2 separate regions of the Homo sapiens genome follow, and region 1 is linked to region 2. A link is a contact called in ENCODE Hi-C or POLR2A ChIA-PET data. All regions are on one chromosome and are shown on one strand. The core of a region is the stretch at or near the end of the contact, and the rest is flanking DNA. Distances in the headings are between cores, read along the strand shown. Region 1 holds the start of SLC8A1 (solute carrier family 8 member A1). Region 2 overlaps SLC8A1 (solute carrier family 8 member A1).

Evidence for each region. A loop is a pair of places that touch in the nucleus more often than their neighbours do. ChIA-PET counts read pairs that join two places held with the same protein, here RNA polymerase II (POLR2A). Pooled maps may share reads with other maps.
Region 1: a map of heart left ventricle shows a loop between it and region 2 (8-fold over the local background). The contact joins the promoter of SLC8A1 here to the enhancer-like site in region 2. A Hi-C loop is called at or near these places in 21 of 168 maps with a recorded cell type or tissue (IMR-90, MCF 10A, OCI-LY7 and 14 more), 4 of 37 single-sample maps with no recorded cell type and 21 of 50 pooled maps. POLR2A ChIA-PET finds 5 or more read pairs at or near these places in 2 of 52 experiments (BJ and HEK293).

The regions. Positions count from the first base shown.
Region 1 is chr2:40,448,444-40,455,730 of GRCh38, forward strand. It overlaps SLC8A1 (solute carrier family 8 member A1), which reads right to left and starts at 3,647. Exons shown (of 11, transcript NM_021097.5): 1 at 3,461-3,647.
Region 2 is chr2:40,240,073-40,246,819 of GRCh38, forward strand. The region is part of intron 2 of SLC8A1 (solute carrier family 8 member A1); the gene reads right to left. The region is part of intron 3 of SLC8A1-AS1 (SLC8A1 antisense RNA 1); the gene reads left to right. Among named protein-coding and RNA genes, the nearest start is that of SLC8A1, 210 kb to the right of the region's middle. RefSeq lists an enhancer at 2,188-2,738. Within about 2 kb of position 4,704, at least 8 of the 41 ENCODE cell types and tissues checked have a DNase peak (open chromatin) inside an H3K27ac peak, as active enhancers do; they include ascending aorta, heart left ventricle and heart right ventricle, where a contact is called at or near this core.

The DNA of each region.
Region 1 (7,287 bases), core at 2,397-4,896, 210 kb after region 2:
GTCAGAAAACACCTGATATTTATTTCCACTAAATCTCAGCTATATCTCTAGGGAACAGAAATACCTTCGTTTAAAAAGAAAAGTGGAAACAGCTAGTACAGAAATCCACTGGTTTTGTTAGCCACCTTTACTACCAAGAATTAGAGCCAAAGTGATAGACAGCTAAGGGAACCATAAGTGATGTCAGATAGGATTCTGGAACCCAGAGAAAGTCAGGCAGAACGTTTGCCACAAGAGGGAGCAGTAGAATTTGGTCAGATGGGAGACCATTTGGTAGGGGTTATGATGAGGGGTGTATGAGGTATGGGAGGTTATGATGAAGGATTTAACTACAAGTATGGGTGATATTTGGATAATATTTTAGCAAAACACATTTATCCTTGGGGGCAAAAACAAAAAGATAAAGGGACCAGGAAGAGTAGAGAGATAATAGCATGTTGATTCCTAAATTCTTAGCAAATATAAAGTGACAATTTAATGTTTACTTGAAAGCAACATACTACGAAAATATAAAACATGCAACATATGTGCTCTAACAGCCTCTTCTAGAGGCTGCATTTCTTTTTCCAGATCTAATTTATATTTCAGTTTGAATTTTGTTTATTGCCATATTTTTAGGGCAGTCTCCTTCTTATCTATATACTATCCTCCCTGTACCTAAAAGGCATCACAAAGAAAGAACTTGTCTCACTGAATTGCAACATTAAAAAAAAAAAACAAAAAACAAAAAACAACAACAAAAAAAAACACACAGACATTAATGTCCCAAAATGCACTTACTTTGAGACAACCACATCTATGAGCTAAATGAATGCCTTGGCTGGCTTTTTAAAGGGGAATTGCAACTTCCTTGGATCTGCACAGCTTTTCTCATCATTTATTTTGTCAAAGAAATAGATTGAATACTAAGAGGAATCATGTGTTTATTTTGCAAGTAAATAAAAGTCTATATTTGCCTGGCAAAAGCATGTTAAACATAGCTTTTTAACAGATGCTGAAGTTCTCTTGGAATATATTTTATTTTTTCAAAACACAGAAAGCTTAACAGAGCAATTAACATAATTCCTGCAAATAGTCCTATAGATGTTACTGACTATACCTCACTTTCCATTTGTAATTTTATTGGGAGTCAAAGCACTGTTACTCCCATGCTCTTTTCTTCCCCTGGTCAACAAAAGGGCTATGTGCTTAATCTGAAACGTTACAGTAGGAACCACTATATAATAATATTAAAGTAAAGACATAGGTAGATAGATACATAGAAAATAAGCCTTCATATTTTAGTTCATTACTCTCCTCCTTCAGCCCTGTTAAGCTTTCAAGACAGTAAAGTCTGATTATCATGACACTCTTACATCCTTTGTAGCCCTATACAGCTCAACAATAAATAATGGTTTATCTCTGTTCAGTCCTTTTTGTTGCTGTTGTTTTTCTAGGAATTAATCATTTTTTTAAAAAAAGACAACAACCATTTTAAGGGGACAAAATCAGGGCTTCTTTTATAGCAGGTGTGAGAAATCTTAGCTAAAGAGCCGTGAGATCCAAATGGAATTCTTCAAGCAGGCAGAATTTGTAAAACGAAAACCATTTAAGAGCACACATCTTGCCTCTTGATGAAATAAGTTGGTCCTCCCCCACCTTCTCACTCACAAGGCCCCAAAGATGGAGCTAGTTTTCCCTTCCTTCCTCCTGCTTTCACACCCGCCTAACCTCCCAATTAAGCAAGTTTAGCAAACCCAGGGAGCTCAATCCAAGTAACACAGGATTTGAAAGAGGAACCTAAAACCAATCATCCCTCTTCCGGCTTTGTCTTCTTATTTGAAATGAATGAAACATCTAGATTCATTTTCCTTTTTTTTTCTGACTCGCTGCAGGAGTAGCTTTGAGAGAGAAAGAGAAAGCATGTGAGTGTGTGTGTGTGTGTGTGCACGCGCGCGCGCTGGTGGGGGCATGGGAAAGAGAGGTATACTTTCAGAATTCTCTCCTGGTGGCTCCCTCTTTCCCTTGGGAAATCTTCGCACAAGTCTCAGATTGTGCATGTTCAACTGCTCATATCTGGAGATACTCCAGCAATGCCTTTAACCAGATCTGATCAGAAATCTCCACCTACTCAGCTAGAGGCTCCTCCATGATCAGGACGCTTGTACTGTCTTCACCACATCTGTCATTTTTTAAAAAGCTTCTTCCACTACACCTCCCACTGATATCCTTTTTTTCTCTTTTTAGTCTTTACACCTCCAGCAGGACAAAGTTTGTATTGTTATATTCACAACCACTAGTAGCTGACTAGCAGGAGAGAGAGAGAGCGGCTTCAGGAGAGCCAGGTTCGGGGGCTTCAAAAGGATACCTAGCGCAAAGCATGACTTTCCAATGACTGCGTACAACATGCACATTGCTCTCTTCTAAAAATGCTTTGTTAAATTTCATCACCCCTGTTCTCAACTCAACCACTACCACTTTGGAGAGGGAAATACAAATTGCCAGCCCAAGCCATTCATCAAACAGCAACAGAATCCACGGGGTGGTGGGGGGGATAGAGAAGAGGCGGGGGTGATGCAGGGGGTGGATTTAAAGAATCAAGGATGCACACGTACTGTATTTTCAAGAGCATCGCCTGGGCGGATTTGGTTTCTTTGGCCGGCTGTCCAGCTATAAGACCGCCCTCTTCTTCATTAAGGAGGAGCCAAAAAGGATATCTTCACATCTCAGAACACAGACCATTTCCCCCAAGAGCCAGCAAAGCTCCAGAGGCAGAGAATGCAGCTGCAAAGTTCCCTTCCAATCTCTTGGGGAAAGATGCCTGTGTGTGCAGAATCCCCAAAGCACACCACGGCACAGTGCCCAGAGACGTGGACCCCGCAGCCCACTCCCTGCTACCCCCTACATTTCTTCCTCGTCTGTCTCTGCCCCGCCACACCTCCCTCCTCTCCGCAGTCCGTGGTGAATGAGCACCCAACGCCCGCTGGAAAACAGGGGGCTCGGAAATGTGGCCTTGGGGAAAGACCCCAGGGATTACCGGAAGGAGGGATGTCCGCGGAGAAGAGTCCAGTGGGTGGGGACGCCTGGATCCCCAGCAGCTCTGCATTCGGGGTGGACTTAGCTCTTCGCGCCCTGAATCCTCAGAGCCCAGCGCGGTGCAGGGTGCAGCATCTCTCCTTAGCAGCCCTTTCTTCCTCCGGCAGCCTGCACTGGCAGGCAGGCAGGCACCCTCACGCCCAGACGCACCAGCCCGAGCAATTTCACTCTGGGAAGCGCGGACACCCAGAAAAATGTGCAGGCGCGCACACACCACATCACACACACACACACACACACACACACACACACACACACACACACACAAATTTAGAAGCCGCTCGTTTGCCAAAGCAGAGGGAAGTGTAGCCTTATGAGCAGCAAATGGAAAATAGTTCTTGGTCTCTGACTAAATGCCTTCTGCCTGTCCATCATAAGATCCTACCTGGTTTGGGGAGTGTGAATGGATTCTTCCTCCGTTCCTCCACGCTAGTAGAAAATACGGCGCACTCCCTCCTTTTAAACAGCTCCCGATCAGGAAGAGGTCGCTCCCATCTTCTGTGGGAAGCACAAAGCAGGCGGCGGCGGCGGGCTGACTACCGTGCAGCGCCGGCGCGAGCGGGAGCCGCGGCAGCGGGCAGCGGTGCGCGCGGGCGGGAGGCAGGCGCGGAGGCCGGGAGGCTGGGAGGGCCGGGGCCCGGGCGCGCGCGCGCTCCCCCTCCCTCCCGCGCACACTCGCCCGCCCGCCGCCCGCAGCCTCGCACTCGCTCACACGCGCGCTCGGCCCCGCGGCTGCCGGGCGCCCCGGGGCCCCCTGCGCGCCCCTTGGGCTCCCCAGGCGATCGCGTCGGGGCAAAGCCGGCGCGTTTCTGGAGCACCGAGCGGGTGGGGAGCCCTTCCAGCCTCCCAGCCTCTGCCGGCGAGCAGCTTTTTCGATTTCCTGCCGGCTCTCGGCCCCGCAGTGCGTTGTGGCCGCGCGCTAGCGCTGTCTCTCGCACCCAGCCCATCGATGACACGCGCACACAGGCGCTGCAACTTTTCTTTTGAACCCTCTTCTTCTCTTCCGCAGACAGAACCCTGACCCCCAATTCGCCTACCCGTTTCTCACCTCTGACTTTGTTAATCCAACTATCTTTCTTCCCTCACTTCCTGCCCTTCTGCTAAAGGAAGCTTTCTTTTAGCAAAAGGATCTGGGCATATATCAATGATTTTTTTTTTAATCCTCACCCTGTGTTTTTCTACGTATCAGATATGCACAACTATACGTTGGCTACTAGATGCTGACACAAGCAAACAGAGATATTCGGGGGAGGGTGTCCCCCGGCCAAGAACTGGGACAGAGTCTCTGTGTTGGTATTTCCCTCAAAGATGCGTTTCACCTGGGAATAAAGACCCAGAGTCTGTTTCGTGTGAAAGGCGTGCTGGTTTTAAACTACAGTGAGGAGTAAAAGCCGAGCATTAAGGTTGAGTGGGAAAAAACCTAATGCAGCAATCGACGAACCATTCTTTGCCCTTTCCAAGAGAAGCATTATCATTGCCAATAAATCACTTTCCTCATAATTAATAAAGGAACACTGCACCAGGCCTTTCCTCTCTTGACAGCTCATTCATTCTTACAAACCCTTAATGACTTCACGTGGTGAAAGGCTAGACCTACTGTGGAGTTCACTAGCTTCCAAACCTGGCTGCGCATCACACACACCTGGGAATGTAGTCAGATGCTGTAGAATCTGAGGCCGAATCTGATGCAGACTCTCCCGTTGTAGGTCTCAAATGGGGCTCCAAATTAGTATTTTTAAAACACCAGTTGCTATCGGCCACTGGTGTCGTTTGCCAAGGTGTGTGGGGGGGTCAGGAGCAGCTACTTGGGGAAGGTGGGAGAAGGAGGGACCTGCAGAGCACAAGGCAGAAAGTTAGTTTTTTTTCGTGGAGACGTCCCCCCATACTTACAGTGCAACCAGGGCAGTCACCACGACTGATAGATTCTGACTCCAGGAACCTCAGTTTGCCTCCGCAACAAAGAGGGGGCGGAATGGAAGAAATAGCCTCTTCTGCCCCTGTGCCAGTGGCTCTCAACCCTCCTTGCACCTCAGAATCTCCTGGGCCGTTTTTAAAAATCCCAGTGCTTAGGCCACACCCCCAAACTGATTAACTTTGACTCTCTGCAGGTGGGCCCCAGACAGCCTTAATTTGTTTTTAAGATGCCTGGTTGATTCCTATGTGCAATGAAGGTTGAGAACCACTGCTCTAGGCCAATACTCCTCAAACATGAATGTGAGTATGAATCACATGGGGATTGCAGATTCTTTTTCAATAGACCTGGAGCAGGCCTGGGGTAGGCAAGTGTTGAAGTGATGCTGAGGCCGTCTGAATGAGGACCTCACTTTAATTAGTCGGGTCTGTTGCCAGCAGTCTTGGATACTGGCTTTGTAGAGGACACTCTAAGCTGCTTCACGTCTTATAAAATTTGCAGGAATCGTTCTTGCCTAAGAACATTTTTCTTTCCTTGCTATAAGTTAAATTTTCTTGGAAGCTACTTTCCACACCAACTTGGTTAGACTACACTTACTAGTGGATATAAACAGAATGACCTGTGGGGAGAGACAGAAGGTCACTGTCTCTTTTAGAATATGTCCTCTACCAAAAATTACTTAGAGTCCCTGAATTTAAGGCAGTGTGAGTAGCAGATATTTGGCTCACACTCAATGAAAGGGGCTTGGAGAGAAAAGTGGCTGCCTTCTAAATAACACTAAGGAAAGCTTATAACTAAAGACTCCACTCAATAGGAAATAGAACACAGCCAAATGAAGGAACCAAGAGAAAGCTAAATGAAAATGTGAGTGGGCCATATTTCACTGGAATAGATTTTGTGGAAAGAGTGTAGCCTCTTATTGCTATGACGGGCCGCTTAGTGAAAGCTGAGATTTTCTTGAAATTTTAGGCATGTTTGTGACATGGAGTGACAAGAACCCTGTTCTTTAAATGTTTATACTCCAGTGATGCCCAAAGTCTGTCTTAAGACTTTTTTTTTTTTTTTTTTTGCTTTGACCATTGAAACTGAAAGGCTACATCTTGGCCACTTGATTCTTCCTCTTTTCCAATCGAAACTGCTTTTAGACTGATTTGGATTCTTGGGAAAAAAACAATATTAAATGGTCTTCTGTTTATCTAGAACTATTGGAGAGGCAGCCTAGTGCCTAGTGATTTGGCATCCTTTTTGGTTCAGTCAGTTTCTGAGCCCCTAATTTTCTTTGCCTTTCATTTCTCTTTAAAGGCATTTTTATAATGGTTCCAGGGCCCCAAGGCAAATCAAACCTTTTGCTCCCTCCTAAATGTCATACATGAGTGAGTTTTTATTGCGAGAATTATCAAAGGCTGCATCACAGGCACAAGGCTGAGGAAGACTATGGCTCTAAGAAAGGAAAAAGTGAGGCTGCTGCAGTCTGTGGCTTTGGAAAGAAGACATGTTGAATGGAGGAAGGTGGTAATTTACATTCTAATAGCAGTAATGTTTCTTAATTGCAGTCTTCCATATTGATTGCCATTCTTTCCTCTGGACTTGGAATTAAGAGTCACCGGGTCTCCACTGTTATCTAACCAAAGCAATACGACACAACCATTCAGGGGACTCCACAGGGATATCACTAAGATTTGATATATTCGAAAGATGTTCTGATGTTCACAAACTATTTCCTAGGAAACCTTCAGGGGATCTGTTAGCAAACTCATTTTCAGACCAAGTGTAAATATTGTGAATTAGGCCCTACTTTTTATCTAGTCTATAGAAAATTTAGACATGTGATCAGGTTACCAAGATTTTTAAAAATATTTAATACTTTACTAAAGCACTCAATATGTTTTCATCATAGGGAAAACAAGCACAATACTCTGTTTAAATTCCTTTCATTTTTACTTTGAATTACATAAATCAGAGGTACCTCTATTGTCTCTTCCATTGCTTCGGGCTTCTGAAATATGTTAATACAGTCTTAGTCGTCCCTCACCTCATTTCTTACTCTGCCAGCCTTCACTAATCACCTATCTGTTCAGTCACAGGCTCAGTTTCATAGTGATTTCTACATAAGAAAATGTTATTACATAATAGCCCCTAGCCTGGCCAGTGAGTGGAGCTTAGAATTAGCCATTTTTCCATACCTAAGAATCTCAGGTGAACCATTGGGTTCCCAGTTTTGTTCTTTAGGTTTTCTTTGCTGATGAGTAGATCCAGGGTTCTTTGCTTTGGGGATGACTTTGAGAATTCTTTGTTGACTT
Region 2 (6,747 bases), core at 3,454-5,953:
TAGCTTAAAACTATCTGATGATGAATTGGGACTCCAGTATATCATTTTGTGCACACAGTTATGGCATAATATTTGGGGGAAAGGAAGCCTTCACAGTTATAAAATATGAGTGGGAAATGATTATCCCTAGATACAGAGAGTACTTATTATGTAACTGTTGTTAAGGGCTGACGACATGGCAGGCTCTGTGCCAAGTCAAGTCTCCGACGGAGCGGAGGACTCCCCAGGCTCTAGAAGGCCCCTGAGACAGTGTGTCATACAGTGATGAGGGGTAGAAAATACTCTAACCATTCAGGATGTGATTGTTTTGGCTTCCTCTCGGCTGAGCTTTTGGCACTTGAACTGGACCCAATGCAACACCACAGCTGGGAAATGACATTATTTGGATTGGTTAAGAGGAGTTTTTGAAGCAAACCCCACTGTAGTATTAGAGAAATAAAAAAATTCCTGCTATATCCAACAAGTCCCAGAGAGGCTGTCTCTCTATTGTTCACATGTTTGGACATGAATGTGCATTTATGAACACTTTTTTGTATAAATACACAGATATATAAGCTATGCAAAGCCATATAAATCTGTACTACTAGAATAATTCATTCCATAAATATTTCTTGAGCATTCACTACATACCAAGCACATTTTTCTAGTTTAAAAGTGAAGTCGGGCATGGCAGCTCCTGCCTGTACTCCCAGCTACTTAGGAGACTGAGGCAGGAGGATTGCATGAACCTAGGAGTTCAAGGCTGCAGTGAACCATGATCATTGCCATTGCACTACTGCCTGGATGACAGAATGATACCCCGACTCAAAAAAAAGTGACCCACATGTGTATTTGTCACTTTTAAAATAGAGACAATAAATTTCTTCCGTGATTTTTAAAGAACTTAAAACAGAGGTACTATTCAACCCAGCAATCCCATTATTGGGTATATACCCAAAGGAAAATAAATCATTCTACCAAAAAGGCACATGGACTTGCACGTTCATCACTATGCCATTCACAATAGCAAAGGCATGGAATCAAGTCAGGTGCCCATCAACAGTGGATTGGATAAAGCTAATACGGTATATATACACCATGGAATATTACACAGCCATAAAAAAGAACAAAATCATGGTTTTTGCAGTGATATGGATGCAAGTGGAGGCCATAATCCTCAGCGAATTAACACAGCAACAGAAAACCAAATACCACGTGTTCTCACTTACAAATGGGAGATAATCACTGAGCATACACGGACATAAACGTGGGTATAATAGACACTCTGGACTACCTGGAATAGGGGGCATGGGTTGAAAAACTACTTTATCAGTACTGTACTCAGTACCTGAATGACGAGATCCACACCCCAAACTTCAGCATCACACAATAAACCCGCACATGTACCCCCTCCGTCAAAAATAAAAGTTGAAATTTAAATAATAAATTCCTTCCTCACAGGTATTAAAAAGCACAATGTGAGTAAAGTACCTGATATGTGACCATAAATACCTGTCCCCCTTTGACCTCTTCTTTGCCCTCCCCTAACCTTGAGGTGTGATTAACCTTCCTGCCTTTTCAAATTCTGAAGACCACAACAGAGTAGGGAAAGAAGAGTGTGAAGGTGGTCCATCTAATCCCAATTCAGAGCCTGGGACAGACACCCATACTGAATCCTCTACTTTAGAAAAGAACTCCACAGGCTTTGAGAGTGACCTGTCACTTGTCATAGCCCCTAAGGACTATGAGCTTTTTCACCATAAGCATTGCCTATTTGTTCCAATCTAGTAAGATCAGATTTATCAACAGACAGAAAAATAGATATCAGTTTTTTTCTTATTCTAAAAACAATATGTTTATGTTGTTGAATACTGGGATAAAATATAGAAAATATTAATTATTCATAATTCCTAATCCAAGCAGTGTTCCACTCAATAATTTGATCTATTTCCTATAGTTTGCTACTAACTTCGGGGCAGATCTCCAGAAAATAAATATTGATGGGGCTATGATGTCTCCATTTTGACTAAATATATTGTTATATAAAGTGGTAACGCCTTACAATTTAAGTGTGAGAAGGATGTGTGTGTGTGTGCGTGTGTGTGTGTGAGAGAGAGACAGAGAATATGAATATGAATATGACAATACTTTGGAGAAATGTGTCCATTAGAATTTTACCACAAGCCAGACTGAAAACATCAAAGATGTTTAAGTAAAGCCTGTTTAGTTCTTTGTGAATGTAATTTTGGAAAACAAACTAAAACATAAAGATAAAAGGTCCACATTTCCTTTCATATTTGCAAATAAGGCTTATTTCATGAATGGTGAAATCGCTTTGTGTAATTTGTAACCTCATTGTTGTCCTGGATTGCCTGCCATGCTGCCTGTGTTTATGTTGCTTCTCCCTATGGCATGTGCTCTGAGCAGACAAGGGTATAATTATAAATCTCCATCCACTAACAAGAACAATGGTTGCATCCAGCAACTCGACTCTCCCTTTGTGAAGCTCTACAGGGATACCGTCTTGAATGTCAAAGGTCTACAAATGTCATAGAAACAGCTGCCACCACTTCTTTGCATTAGGCATCTCTTTCAACATTTACTCATGGTATTGCCTTACCCATCTAGGCAGAAGCAAACCAAAATCCAGAGATTTTAAAATATGGTATCTATAATTACAAGAAACAACAAGAAACCAAAGAGGAATACAAATACAACCATGCCTTGTGTTTCAAGACTTTCTAGACTTGCTTAGAAAAAAAGAGACTAAATTTTTGTCTCTGGGCAAAGTTAGTCAGACGAGAAAGACAAACTTCACATGCAAGGTATACTTTTTGCTGTCTCCATTTTTATAAAAGCAAAGTTAATGAGGCTTTGATCTTTATTCCATAGTTATTAAGATTATTTTCCTAAATCTGAGATCATTGCAGAGATATACAAGGTAGTTCTGCCAAATCATTCATTCATTCCTTCACCAAACGTGGATACGAGTGTCTACTGAATGTCCAGTAAAAGCAGGAATACAGACATTGAAGGCTCATTTCATTGCCCTTAGTTTCTACATATCATAGCTGTGATGCATGGAATATTAAGGAAACCCCTAAATCTTTAACTGAGTTAATTCACAACTTACCAGAGCTATTTTCAATTCATGAAAATAAAGGCCAGGCGTGTAATCCCAGCACTCTGGGAGGCCAAAGTGGGTGGATTGCTTGAGCCTCAGGAGTTCAAGACCAGCCTGGGCAACATGATAAAACCCTGCCTCTACCAAAAATACAAATAAATAAATAAACTGGGCATGGTAGTGTCTGCGGTCCCACCTACTTGAGAGCTGAGATGGGAGGATCACTTGAGCCTAGGAGGTAGATGTTATAGTGACCAAGATCACCCCACTGTACTCCAACCTTGGTGACAAAGTGAGACCCTGTCTCAAAAAAGAGAAAAAGAAAAGAAAGATTTCTCAAGTCTAAGTTCAGTATTTAAGAAAAAATAAAAAGTAACATCATGGCTTTGAGCTTGATTTTACCTCTGTTTTAGACTAAGAAGTCTATTCAAATGGAGCCTATGGCCCTGTAACCTGGCTCTGGGAAAATGAACAAAGGAATGCAACATCACATCAGCACTGTGTATTTTTGGAAGGGTATTGCATTTTTCCTTTGTGGTGGATTGGTCCGTGCACTTGAAAATACATTCACAGTGGGAAGGCACCAACTCTGCTGCACATTTATAGTTGAATCTATTTTTTTTCCTGACAAATATTCAAGTGGGGGAGGAATTCCATGTGAATGCTCTAGTGCCTCCTTCCCTCTGATGAGTCTAAGTGCTAGATAAACAAACATTATTTCTAAAACCTCAAGGGGAATACTTGAAACTGGAGCAACGTAAGAGGAAAAGTGGGCAGAATGGATAGCTTCTAGGGAGACTGTGACATTTCTGAGTAATTACTGAGGGGTCTAGGGTCTGGGGGACAACGCTCCCATCAGCAGCCCTTTTGTTATTAAAAAAAATGAACATCTGAGCAATTTAATGGAAAGTGCTGTGAAAACACAGCTGCAAGCCTTACATTCTTACCAGATCACCTCCTCTAAGCTTTCCTATGTAGAAATTTTGAAGCTTTCCTGGTATCTCCTCACTAGGGGGTTAGGAAGTAAGTAAATACACTGCACTCTTGGTTTAGTGGTGGGAGATACATTAGGAAAGCGTCAGTGCACATGAAGAGACCCACAGGCTAACAGCCATCATTTACTGAGCATCTACTACGTGAGTCTCCTTCTGAGCGTTTCCACATCTATTATCTCTTTAAATTTCCCAACAACACTAAGGTAATGACAGCCTTTCCTGCTGACCTATGAAGGCCAGGCTGGGAGTTGTCCGATGACTTTTCCTGTATAATGTCACCCCAGGGGAAGACGTTACTCTGATTTTTCCACCTCATGTTTTTCCCTGGCAGTTGCTGTGAGAGAATGTTGTTTTTGGAGCTGAGTAGGCAAGTGGTGTGCATGATATGAAAAACCAAAAAAAAAAAAAAAAAAAAAATGCACCAAACCCCACAAACTTTCTGACAGAAAGCACTCGTCAATTTTAGCCTGTCTATGCAATGATCGAGGCCTTTTCCTACTGCTGGATATTTCTAAGTGAGAAGATCCTACCTCAGTTTTCAGCTGGGCTTTAGCTCTGCAAGAAGTGCTGCCCCAGTCAGCCTTGGGGAGATCAGTAGAGGATTAGTTAGCAGAGCAGCCACTGGAGGGCACTCCTGAAATCTAGAGGCTTCTTCCTCCCGAGGAAAGGGTTGCTGGAGTCCCTGCCTGAGACTGTGGGTTTAACAAAGAGAAGGAATGTCTGGGGGATAAGTCCCAGTGCACTCATTCTCTGGAAAAGGTCTGCTGTACATATTTGCCAAGTGATAAGGAACCTAGGAAATCAAAAACCATTTGACAATTTACAGTGTTCAAAGGTAGCTTCCTGACTCTTGAGTTACATAAATGGCTATGTTAAAAATAGGCAGCCAATATAATTGAGCAACCTTAAATGGCCTAGGATATGTACCATATGTGATAGCCATGAAAATAATCAAAAGAATAATTCAGTATAAATTAGGAATCATTCCCACTCCAGTGGACTCAGTCTTATGGAAGTGGCACATAGGAGAAACTTGGGATTCTGTGATTTGTGCTGTTCATGTACAGGTCTCTCTCTCCCTAGTGAAACTCAGCTCTTTAGTTTGGGAGCCTATACCGGATCTCTCTGATATCCCTCTCCAGCTCTAAACATATACTACGTAGTCACACTGATTGTCCGTTAAATACATTCAAGTCGTTATTTTCCTTATGACAAAATTCACAGTGAAAGGCCACGTGTCCACCAGAAGAATAAGGTGCAAATCTAAAGTGGGTTAGTGGCATTTTCTCAGGACAGAGTGCATGGGAGGACAACATAGCAATCCTGGAAGTTGACAGGGTAAAACTTTTGGACACTCTGACTCTGTGCTGTATGTACCTGTTTGCTTCTGCTTTGAAAATAACTAGTAATATACAAGATCCACTTGAACCACTGAATTTAGCAAAATCAGGCCAAACCAGACGTCTTTGCATTAATATTGTCATTTTGTTTTATATTACTTAAAAAGTCAAACTTTTTTTTTTTTAATCATTCCTTCTCTTGACTATCTGCTGCTCTCCTGTGATGTATATTGTGAAAAACACATTTTAAAACCAAGACAGATATCTCAAGATAGACATCATGTTCAGTTTCTAAGCTACAATTAAATCTCGTAGAATGGTAAGAGGTTTATATCAGACTGTTGACTGCTTTATATACATTACTTTCATTCGAGACTCATTTCATGGATGAGGAAACTGATGTTTACATAAGTCAAGGAACTTGACCAAGGTTACATAGTTATAAGAAGCTGAGCTAGGACCCTACAGGTCCATCTCAGAGACCTATGATGTTAATCATTATGCCATATGACCTGTCTTAGACTAGTTTAAGAAATAGCTTCTCAATTAACCTCTCTTCTTTTAAAAGTGTTCATAGGTTTTAATTCCTTTTTTTTCTGCTTAGGCAATACTTAATTTTTAAACTGTGCACATAGAAGATGAAATGGAAAAATGTATTCCAGATGTAGGTTTTATAGTTGCACATCTTGGATATGGTTGGTTACACATACACTACAAGCATGTGGTACACATCTATCTCATTTTTACTTTAGAAATACATTCTCAACAGGGGAAACTTGAAATACGCAAACTGTGGTCCTGATTCCACTTCAAAACGTCTGCTTTTATTGGGTTTACCCTGCAATCATGCAACTTTTGGCCAGAGTCAAATAGGGCAACTAAATTTTTTTCTTGAGTTTTACTTGGTATGGTTCACTGTAAATGCTTCCAACTAGTCCTAAAGACAGACTTTGTTCATTTGTTCTTCTATGAGTTTTATTCAGCAGAACCTTGGATAACAGCAGCTTAGCCAAACACTGTGGGGTAATCACTCTGCTCAGGACTGATTCCTGTGCAGTCAGTTCTTCTGCACATCTTGCCTTCAAGGTCTGCCAGCTGAATGCACTGTGTTTCCAACATTGCCCTCCAAACAGACCTTTCATAAGGAAAAGTCACTGCTACTTCATTAATTCCAGAAGATGGATGGTGAAGTCATATTGCTTTGATATGCTTTCAGACTCAGGCTGTTCATGGGAAGCTAGAACTCTCTGAAACAGAAAAGTTTTTAAATTCTGGCTACTTTTTCATAGGATTCTATTATGACACCTCA